Linked DNA regions of Homo sapiens: region 2 is linked to region 1. A link is an interaction called in ENCODE POLR2A ChIA-PET data of the cell type or tissue named here. Cell type or tissue: Caco-2. All regions are shown on one strand. Each heading gives the region's core, and the rest is flanking DNA. Links, peaks and the distances in the headings are about the cores only. Region 1 has its middle 11 kb from the start of HCK. Region 2 overlaps MYLK2 (myosin light chain kinase 2).

Region 1 (4,386 bases), core at 195-4,194:
TATTAAGCATTTGATGTGTATCAATTCCATGGTGATTGCAAAAGAAGAAGACATGGTCCTGCCCTTAGGGGAGCAAGCCACCTGCACATTCATTCCTAGACTCATTCCTTACTTCAACCAACATTATTGAGCATTTACTATATACCTGGCTCTGTGCTTAGTGTTGACCCATAGGATGTCAGCAATTAAAATACACCATAGAGGCCTGTAGTCCCAGCTACTTGGGAGGCTGGGGTGGGAGGATCACCTGAAATCAGGAGTTCAAGGCCAGCCTGGGCAGCATAGCGAGACCTGCTCTCAAAAACAAAAATGTGTGTGTGTATATATATATATATATAGTAGGACAAGAGGGAACTTTCTAGAGTGATAAAAATGTATCTCCTAATGGGGTTTAAGTTACATAAATATATATGCATTTGTAAAAACTCAGCAAATGAACACGTAATCTTTTGCCCTTTGCCTGTAAATTTACATTAAAAGAAAATTACTGTAAACAAATATTGAAATTGAACTCCAGTTAATAATATGTGTGTTGAGGTAATTTCTTTAAAATGCATCTTAAAAGATGAATTGATAGACAGATAGATGAACAAACATGGTTAAAGCAAGTAAAATGTCAATGGTAGAATGTAAGTGGTGAGAGTAGGTATTTTGTCGCCAAAGTCTTTAAATTTTGCTGTGTATTTGGACATTTTCATAATAAAATGTTCAGAAGGAGCAACACTTGATAACCATATATTCCAATTCCCTCATTTATTATCATTATTTTAGTTCCATAAATAAAAACAATGCATTCTAGTTAAGAAAGAAAAAAACAGCGAGAGAAACATCACACACCAGGGCCTGTTGGGGGATGGGGGGAAAGGGGAGGGAGAGCATTAGGACAAATACCTAATGCATGTGGGGCTTAAAACCTAGATGACAGGTTGATGGGTGCAGCAAACCACCACGGCACATGTATACCTATGCAACAAACCTGCACGTTCTGCAAATGTATCCCAGAATTTAAAGTAAAAAGAAAGAAAGAAAAAAAAAAACATAGAAAAACACTTCCCCACCACCAATTCCAATGTTCCTTTCCTCTTCAGTGACAACCTCTGCTTCTTGTTGGCTGTTTAGCTTCCAGACTTTTATCTACGCATTTACATACATGTAGAGGTAAACACAAAACCATGTTATTATTTTAAAAAGGAATGTACTCTGCGATTCTGAAAGAATGTCTTGGGGATCTCTCCATGTTAATTCATGCACATCACCCCAGTTTCAAATTGCTGAGTAAGGATGTGTCTTCCTCTTTGAGATTCAGGCTCAGAGAAGAGTTTGTCAGACACACACAGCAAGTTAGAAGAGCTGGGACTCCAACCTACTCTCCTAGTCCCAGGCCTGGGCGCACCCTGCTTGAGCATGTCCACCACTGAATGAGGGGCAGGGCCACGCCCAGGCCCTTTTTTTCTGCAGAATACAGTGGGCAGGTCCAGCCCTGCCCCTGGGAGAAGACCAGCCTGGGCTTGGGTGCACCGGACCCAGGAGGAAGTCCACAAAGCGCTTCCTCTTTTCTTAGCCTCCAGAGACACTGGGGGAAGAGAAGGGGGTGTTGTGAAACTGAACAGTCCCCCAACCCCCCTGGGGGGACCCGTCAGCTGGGGGTGGCCATGCAGCTGGGGGCAGAAAAACAATTTCATGGACTCCCCCAGCACTGCCCCCGCCCCACCCCCGTCCCCACCCAGTCTCACCCCGCCCCTGAGCAGGAGGTCTGCTGCCTCTAGGATGGTACTTGGGGTAGGTAAGCTTGGAAGGCATCCATAGGCCAGCCTTGTACAGTCTTGCCCGAGTCCTACATGAGCTGGCCCCAGTGCCTATCAGCTGCTGCCGCCACTTCCAGCCTCCTCTTCCAAATATGGTATCTGCCTGGGGCTTCAGGCACCAACAACATGGAAATGTTTGCAGTTCCTCAAACAGGTCAGACTGTTTCCCTCTCAAGCCTTTGTCAGGTTGTCCCTTCTGTCTGGAACACCCTTTGCCCTGATCTTCCTCTGGCATCCATTAAGCCTCAACTCATGTCACTTTTTTTTTTTTTTAAGGCAGGTCTCACTCCATTGCCCAGTCTGGAGTGCAGTGGCGCGATCTCAGCTCACTGCAACCTCTGCCTGCAGGATTCAAGCAATTCTCCTGCCTCAGCTTCCCGAGTAACTGGGATTACAGGTGCCCGCCATCACGCCTGGCTAATTTTTAGTAGAGACAGGATTTCGCCATGTTGTCCAGGCTAGTCTCTAACTCCTGATGTCAGGTGATCCACCCACTTCGGCCTCCCAAAGTGCTGGGATTACAGGCATGAGCCACTGTGCCTGGCCCATATCACCTTTTTCAAGAAGTCCTTGCTGCACTCAGTGTCCTTCCTACTTGGTCCTACAATATCATGGGCCTATCTCTCTCTCTCTCTCTAGCAGCATTTTCCACTCTGTATCTAAGTTATTGGTTAAATGATTGTCTCCATAATTGGATTGAAAGTTGCTTGAGGGCCAAAACGCTCTCATCCATTTTTGTGCTCCCAGACCTTGGCAGAAATGCACATGGTAGGCCCTTAATCGTATTAATGGAATTAATCAAAGAACGAAGGGTTTAGATGCCAGCACTGTCACTATCACTCACTGGCTGTTCCTAAACTCTGAGCTTCAGTTTCTTCCTCTGTAAAATGGGCATGTGAATAGTATCTGCACGGAATTTGCAATATAGTAGAGGAGACAGAGAATCAACAGGTGAACATACAAATATGTAACATAGTGCCTGGTGGCGACAAATTCTCTGGAGAAAAATAAGGCCGAGTGGGAGTTAAAGAAGACTGGAGGAGGGAGGAGCTTTCTAAGGGGGTCAGGGACCCCCTAGGGGCTGTTGGGCGTTTCTCAAGGGTTAGTCTCCTCTGATTTTCATTTGACCTTTTTGGGAAAGGTGGGGAGCAGTGAGCTCCTGCCTGGGAGGGTGTAGCTATGAAATAAACGCTGGCTACTTTACAAATAAAAGGGGAAATGGTTGAGCTCTGAAATAATGATTGTGGCTCTCTTTCCCATCCTTCAACATGTTTTGAATATAGAACAATCAACAGTGATCCCAAAGAATTTGAAATATGAAATGCAAATGCCCTCTGGAAATAGGAAAATACATTTTTGAAAGAGCCAACCTCTGACCCACTGTAAAGCGAAGCTTACATTGTGTTCTAGCTCCTGCCCTCCTTCCAGGACAGAGCCCTGGGTCCCTTTCTGCATTCTGCATCTCTCTCTATACTCCTCAACTTCCTGGGCACGATTACTGCATTTTGTGTAACGGTTACAAACACAGCTGTCAGAGGCACACTGGAGGCATGTCCATGTGGGTTCTTCAAATCCCAGCTCTGGCACTTATTGGCTGTGTGACCTTGGGCAATTGCCTTTACCTGTCTGAGCAACCCTTTTATAGTCATCCCTATTTATAAGACAGAAAATGAGATAATGTAAGTGAGGGCAACCACCTGGTGCAGGAGGTACTCTTATTCTACTATGCAGGGGAGGAAACGGGCAGAGAGAACCTGCCCAAAGTCACAGCTAGCGAGAGGCGGTCAGTCCAGCCTCTGTGCCTTTGCTCCCACGCTCTTCCACCCCTGGCCCCAGAGTCAAGTGCACACTCAGAACACCTTTCTTGACTTTTCATCCTCTAAAAATCCCAGCCAGCATCAATTCTATCTCATCCATGAAGTCTCTGATTGTATTTTCAGTTGACTTTACTTGATTTTGTATAGCTAATACATTTAAATAGTTCAACATTCAAGAGTACAAAAGATACTATGCAGTTCCCCTCCCTGGAAGAAACCACTGGGGCTGTTTGCTATGTGTGCCCTTCTTCACTTGGCCCAGCCATATGCTAGTGTGTTTGTTCTATTATTCTGCACAAATAGTGAAATACAATAGAAGCTGTTGGACGCCTCAATTTCTTCCCTATTTACAGCTATATTTTTGCATTGTTCTCTATTAGTACATAAGGGGCTTCCTCCTTCTTTTGTAAAAAGCATTTTTATTGAATTATAAATTTACGTACTATACAATTCACCTGTTTAACTTTTACAATGCAATGGTTTTTAGTATGTTCAAATGTTGTGCAACTGTCACCACAATCAATTTTAGAACATTTTCATTACCCACCCACCAAAACCACCCTGTACCTATTAGCAGTCACTTCTTATTTCTCCTCAGCTCCCAGCCCAATGCAACCAATAATCTCCTTTCTTTTTCTTTTAAGTAGAGATGGAGGTCTCAGCATGATGCCCAAGCTGGTCTTGAACTCCTGGGTTCAAGTGATCCTCCTACCTCAGCCTCCAGAGTGGCTGGGACTACAGGCATATGCCACTGTGCCCAACCT
Region 2 (4,386 bases), core at 136-4,135, 210 kb before region 1:
CAAAGACTTTGTCTCCAACCTCATCGTCAAGGACCAGAGGTGAGGCTCACCCCAGAACCTGAACTGTATGTGTGCAAGCTTAGTGTGTCTGAGTGCTGGCAGGGCGGGAGCCAGGTAGAGAGGCCAGCTGAGCCCCTGGGGCCTCACGAGCATGCAGCCCACCGTCACCATGCTGCCTCTCCCCCAGGGCCCGGATGAACGCTGCCCAGTGTCTCGCCCATCCCTGGCTCAACAACCTGGCGGAGAAAGCCAAACGCTGTAACCGACGCCTTAAGTCCCAGATCTTGCTTAAGAAATACCTCATGAAGAGGCGCTGGAAGGTACCGCTGGATTCAGGGTGGGGAGGGAGGGCTTGCTAGTGGGAAGAGCTCCTGGTGCCAGATCCCAGCCTCCACCGTCCCTGCCTTGGCAGGTTCTGTTGACCAGGCTGGGCCCTGTCCGGAAGACAGGGTTGACTTTTCTGTTTTTGCCCTGGGCTGGCTCCTGTCCTAGAGTGGAGACCTCTACCCGGCCTTCCACCCAGCCCCACCCATCTGGGGCTCTGGCTTCCCTCCTTCATTTTTCAAATATTTCTTGAGCATCTACTACTTCTAGGCATTGGGATATAGGAGTGGACAAAAGAGACAAAGATCTCAGTCTTTGTGGAGTTACTTTTGGTGAGAGATGGGGCATTTTCTATCTTTTTTTCTTTCTTTCAATACAGTCTTGCTCTGTCACCCAGGCTGGGGTACAATGGCGTGATCTCGGCCCACTGCAACCTCTGCCTCCCAGGTTCAAGCAATTCTCCTGCCTCAGCCTTCCAAGTAGCTGGGATTACAGGCACCCACCATCACACCTGGCTAATTTTTGTATTTTTAGTGGAGACGGGGTTTCACCATGTTGGCCAGGCTGGTCTTGAACTCCTGACCTCGTGATCCACCTGCCTCCGCCTCCCAAAGTGCTGGGATTACAGGCGTGAGCCACTGTGCCTGGCTGAGGTGGGGCATTTTCTAGAGCCCTGTGGAAATAGGCAGGGTTAAAGAAGACTTTAGAAAAAAAATAAGGGCCTTCTGCCGGGGAGAGGTTGCACTTTTATTTTTATTTTTTTTAGAGACAGGGTCTCACTCTGCCTCCCCAGCTGGAGTGCAGTGGCGCTATCATGGCTCACTGTAGTCTTGACCTTCTGGGCTCAAGTGATCCTCTCCTTTGGCCTCCTGAATAGCTGGGACCACAGACATATGCCACCACATCCAGTTAATATTTTAAAAATATTTTTGTGGAGATGAGGTCTCGCCATGTTGCTCAGGCAAGCAATCCTCCCGCCTTGGCCTCTCGAAGTGTTGGGATTACAGGTGTGAGCCACTGTGCCCAGCCTGCACTTCTAAATAGGGGGGGTCAGGAAGGGCTCACTGAGAAGCATGTGAACAAAGACCTGAAGGTGGGGAGGGGTGAGCCGTGCCAATACTGGGAGAAGAGTATTCCGGGCAGAGGGAGTAGCCAGTGCAAAGGCCCTGAGGCAGAGGTGTGGTTGGAGAGTTTGAGGAACAGGTAGGAGGCCAGTATGGATGGAGTGGAGTGAGCAAGGAGGTAAGGAATGAAGTTAGAGAGGAAGAGGGGGACAGGAGTTGGAGGGACTCATCGGCCATGGCAAGGGGTTTATCTTTTACTTGGAGCAAAACTGGAGCCATGGGAGTGTTTGGAGCAGAGCGGTCCTTGGTTCAGGTCTGGCTGACCTATCCGTTGAGTGAGGGGACTCCTGGACAATACAGTGTCATGGCGCCTCCCGTGGCCATTTTGGGCACTGCACCTTCTCTAGCCTGTGACCCTCCTGGACTGAAGGGGACTTACAGGCTGCTCAGACACCCTGCAGCTGCCCCCCTGCCCTGGTGTTGACTGGGACTCCCTCTCTTCTGCCCTCTAGAAAAACTTCATTGCTGTCAGCGCTGCCAACCGCTTCAAGAAGATCAGCAGCTCGGGGGCACTGATGGCTCTGGGGGTCTGAGCCCTGGGCGCAGCTGAAGCCTGGACGCAGCCACACAGTGGCCGGGGCTGAAGCCACACAGCCCAGAAGGCCAGAAAAGGCAGCCAGATCCCCAGGGCAGCCTCGTTAGGACAAGGCTGTGCCAGGCTGGGAGGCTCGGGGCTCCCCACGCCCCCATGCAGTGACCGCTTCCCCGATGTGAGCCGCCTCGGAGTGTGGCCTGGATCCATCCTGCTAGCACCTCCCCAGACAGGGCTCCAGCCTGTCGGCCACACCCCAGACTCCAGGCCCCCGTTGAAGCCGCTCCCGGTTCCCTCCCCAGCTCCTCGTCTTTGAACTGCCGCCGCCGTGGTGACCCCTGCTTTGCCCCACTGGGAGAGTCCTTAGCCTGGGCCTCCTCCTAGCTGGAGTGCCATGGCTGGGGGGTCTCAGCATGTAGGGCTTCTGTGGTTGTGGATGGGAGGCTCCTGGTGGGGCAGAAAGGCTGCAACGCTGATTCCTAAGGCCCAGCTGCCAGGGAAGACAGAGCAGGCTTTGTGAGAGAGGACCTCCATGCCCCCGCCACCTCCCCACTCCAGCAGATAAGGCCGAGCCCACACCATCTGGCCCAGGCTGGCCCCCACCCACCTTCCTTGCGACCACCAACACACAGGAACTCTGTGTGAGAGAGAGGGCGCCCAGCCCAGGCCTGGTGGAGGGGGAGGGGAGAAGCCAAGGGACACAGGAGACCACCCCCGAGCTTGCCTCAGGGCCAAGCCGGCCCAACCCAACCACTCGGGGCCCCCATCTTGGGGGTCACCCATGGCCTCAGATGATGGGGTCAGCAGGCCCAGGAGAATTAGGAAGGCCATGGGGCAGCCTCCAGTCTGCTCTCAGCTTGTGCCTTGTAAATAAATGTACAGGTTGGATGTGGCCTCCTTCCCTCTGTGTGTGCCTGCACTGGTGTGAGGTCGCTGATGACCACAGTTCACTGAGCACCTACTGTGTACCGGACACTTTAGCAATATCCGTCAGCTCACAGTTTGGTGGTTCATGCAGGCTCAGGTGCCAGTCTGCCCAGCACATGATGTGGGCAGGTGGCTTCTGCACGTTGTGCCTCAGTATCCTCACCTGTGAGAGGGAGGTCGCAGCAACAGCCTACACCGGGTGTGTGATTACTGCGTGCCCAGCTTTACTTAAAGCGCCTGTGCTGTGTTAACTCATTTACTCCTCACAGCAAAGTTACGAGGCAGGATTGATTGGTTGATTGATTGATTTATGATGGAGTCTCACTCTGTCGTCCAGGCTGGAGTACAGTGGTGTGATCTATGCTCACTGCACGCAACCTCCGCCTCCCGGCTTCAGGTGATTCTCATGAGGCAGGTATTATTATTCCTGTTTTACAGAGGGAGAAACTGAGCCAGAGAGAGTGGGCAGCGCTAGGATCTACCTCATAGGGTGGGGCCATGGCTGCAGCATCAGTCAGACTGAGGTAAGGCACTTAGGGCTGTGCTCGGCCCAGGGAACGATAATGTTCTTATCCTTACTCCACATATGAAGAAACTGAGGCTCAGAGGAGAGAAGGAACTTGAATGCCACTCAACAAGTCAGGGACTGGGGCTTGAAAGGAGCTTTTCTGTCTCCCAGAGCAAGGATGTGCCCATGCGTTCCCTCTGCCTCTCACCAGGACAGGGTGTAAGCAGAGAGTCCGGTCTCCAGGTGGAGGCCAGGTCTGGCAGGCCTGCGATGCCTTTGCTGGGTCTACAATGAGGGCCTCAGGGGAGAGGACTGTTCTCTGATTTTTCCCAGTGGCCACGGCCACCTCACCACAAGCCAGCAGTGAGGGGCAGGGGAGGCTCCATCTGGGGGCAGCCCAGAGGGCAAGAGAGCTGAGCCCTGATACAGTGCAGCCTTTCTGGCTGTGAGGACGACTGAGAAGTGGGACTGGCCTGTGGGAACAGAGAGGTTCCAGCAGGAAGAGCAGAGACAGCAGTTAACATGCATCGAGCACCTGCCGGCTGCTGGCCCTGGGCGCCGCATTGTGTTGATGGTCACATCGGCTGCACACGGTGACTCTGCGAGGTGTTGTGTCCATTTCTCAGAGTGTGGAGCCAAGCCTCAGAGAGGTTCAGCCACTTGCTCAGGGCCACATAGTCAGTGGCAGAGCCAGGATTTGTACCCAGATGGTCTGGGCCCAGAGCCCCTGCTCTTCACCACTGCCTGCCTCCTGAGAAACCTTAGGCTTGCCCTCGGACAGAAACCTTGACAGTTCATCCCCTCTCTCCTGCCTCCATGAACACTGGTCCTCACTGCGATCCCCGCCCTGCTTGAGCTGGGGAGTTCAGAGTCCGGTTGCAGCAGTATCACTTGGGGTGGTGAATGGGTGACTCTGAAGTCTGAGCCTGACTCACAGTCTGGGGCTTGGGGGTCCTGGGGAACCTGGCTTG

The links. ChIA-PET counts read pairs that join two places held together with the same protein. Peaks named below come from ENCODE experiments on the same cell type or tissue, not always from the same donor. Only the 100,000 strongest peaks of a DNase experiment are listed, where the experiment ranks them.
Region 2: POLR2A ChIA-PET joins it to region 1 with 7 read pairs; 4 of 35 experiments call an interaction of 5 or more read pairs at or near these places.

Annotation. Positions count from the first base shown.
Region 1 is chr20:32,038,921-32,043,306 of GRCh38, forward strand. No RefSeq gene overlaps it. Among named protein-coding and RNA genes, the nearest start is that of HCK, 11 kb to the right of the region's middle. RefSeq lists a silencer at 1,591-1,770. In Caco-2, for the core only: no CTCF peak of the experiment used is centred there; DNase peaks (open chromatin) are centred at 1,451 and 1,901.
Region 2 is chr20:31,831,817-31,836,202 of GRCh38, forward strand. It overlaps MYLK2 (myosin light chain kinase 2), which reads left to right. Exons shown (of 13, transcript NM_033118.4): 11 at 1-39; 12 at 188-320; 13 at 1,901-2,868. The coding sequence ends at 1,981. Among named protein-coding and RNA genes, the nearest start is that of FOXS1, 12 kb to the right of the region's middle. RefSeq lists an enhancer at 2,230-2,860. In Caco-2, for the core only: a CTCF peak has its summit at 1,780; DNase peaks (open chromatin) are centred at 286, 1,765, 2,385, 2,605 and 3 weaker places.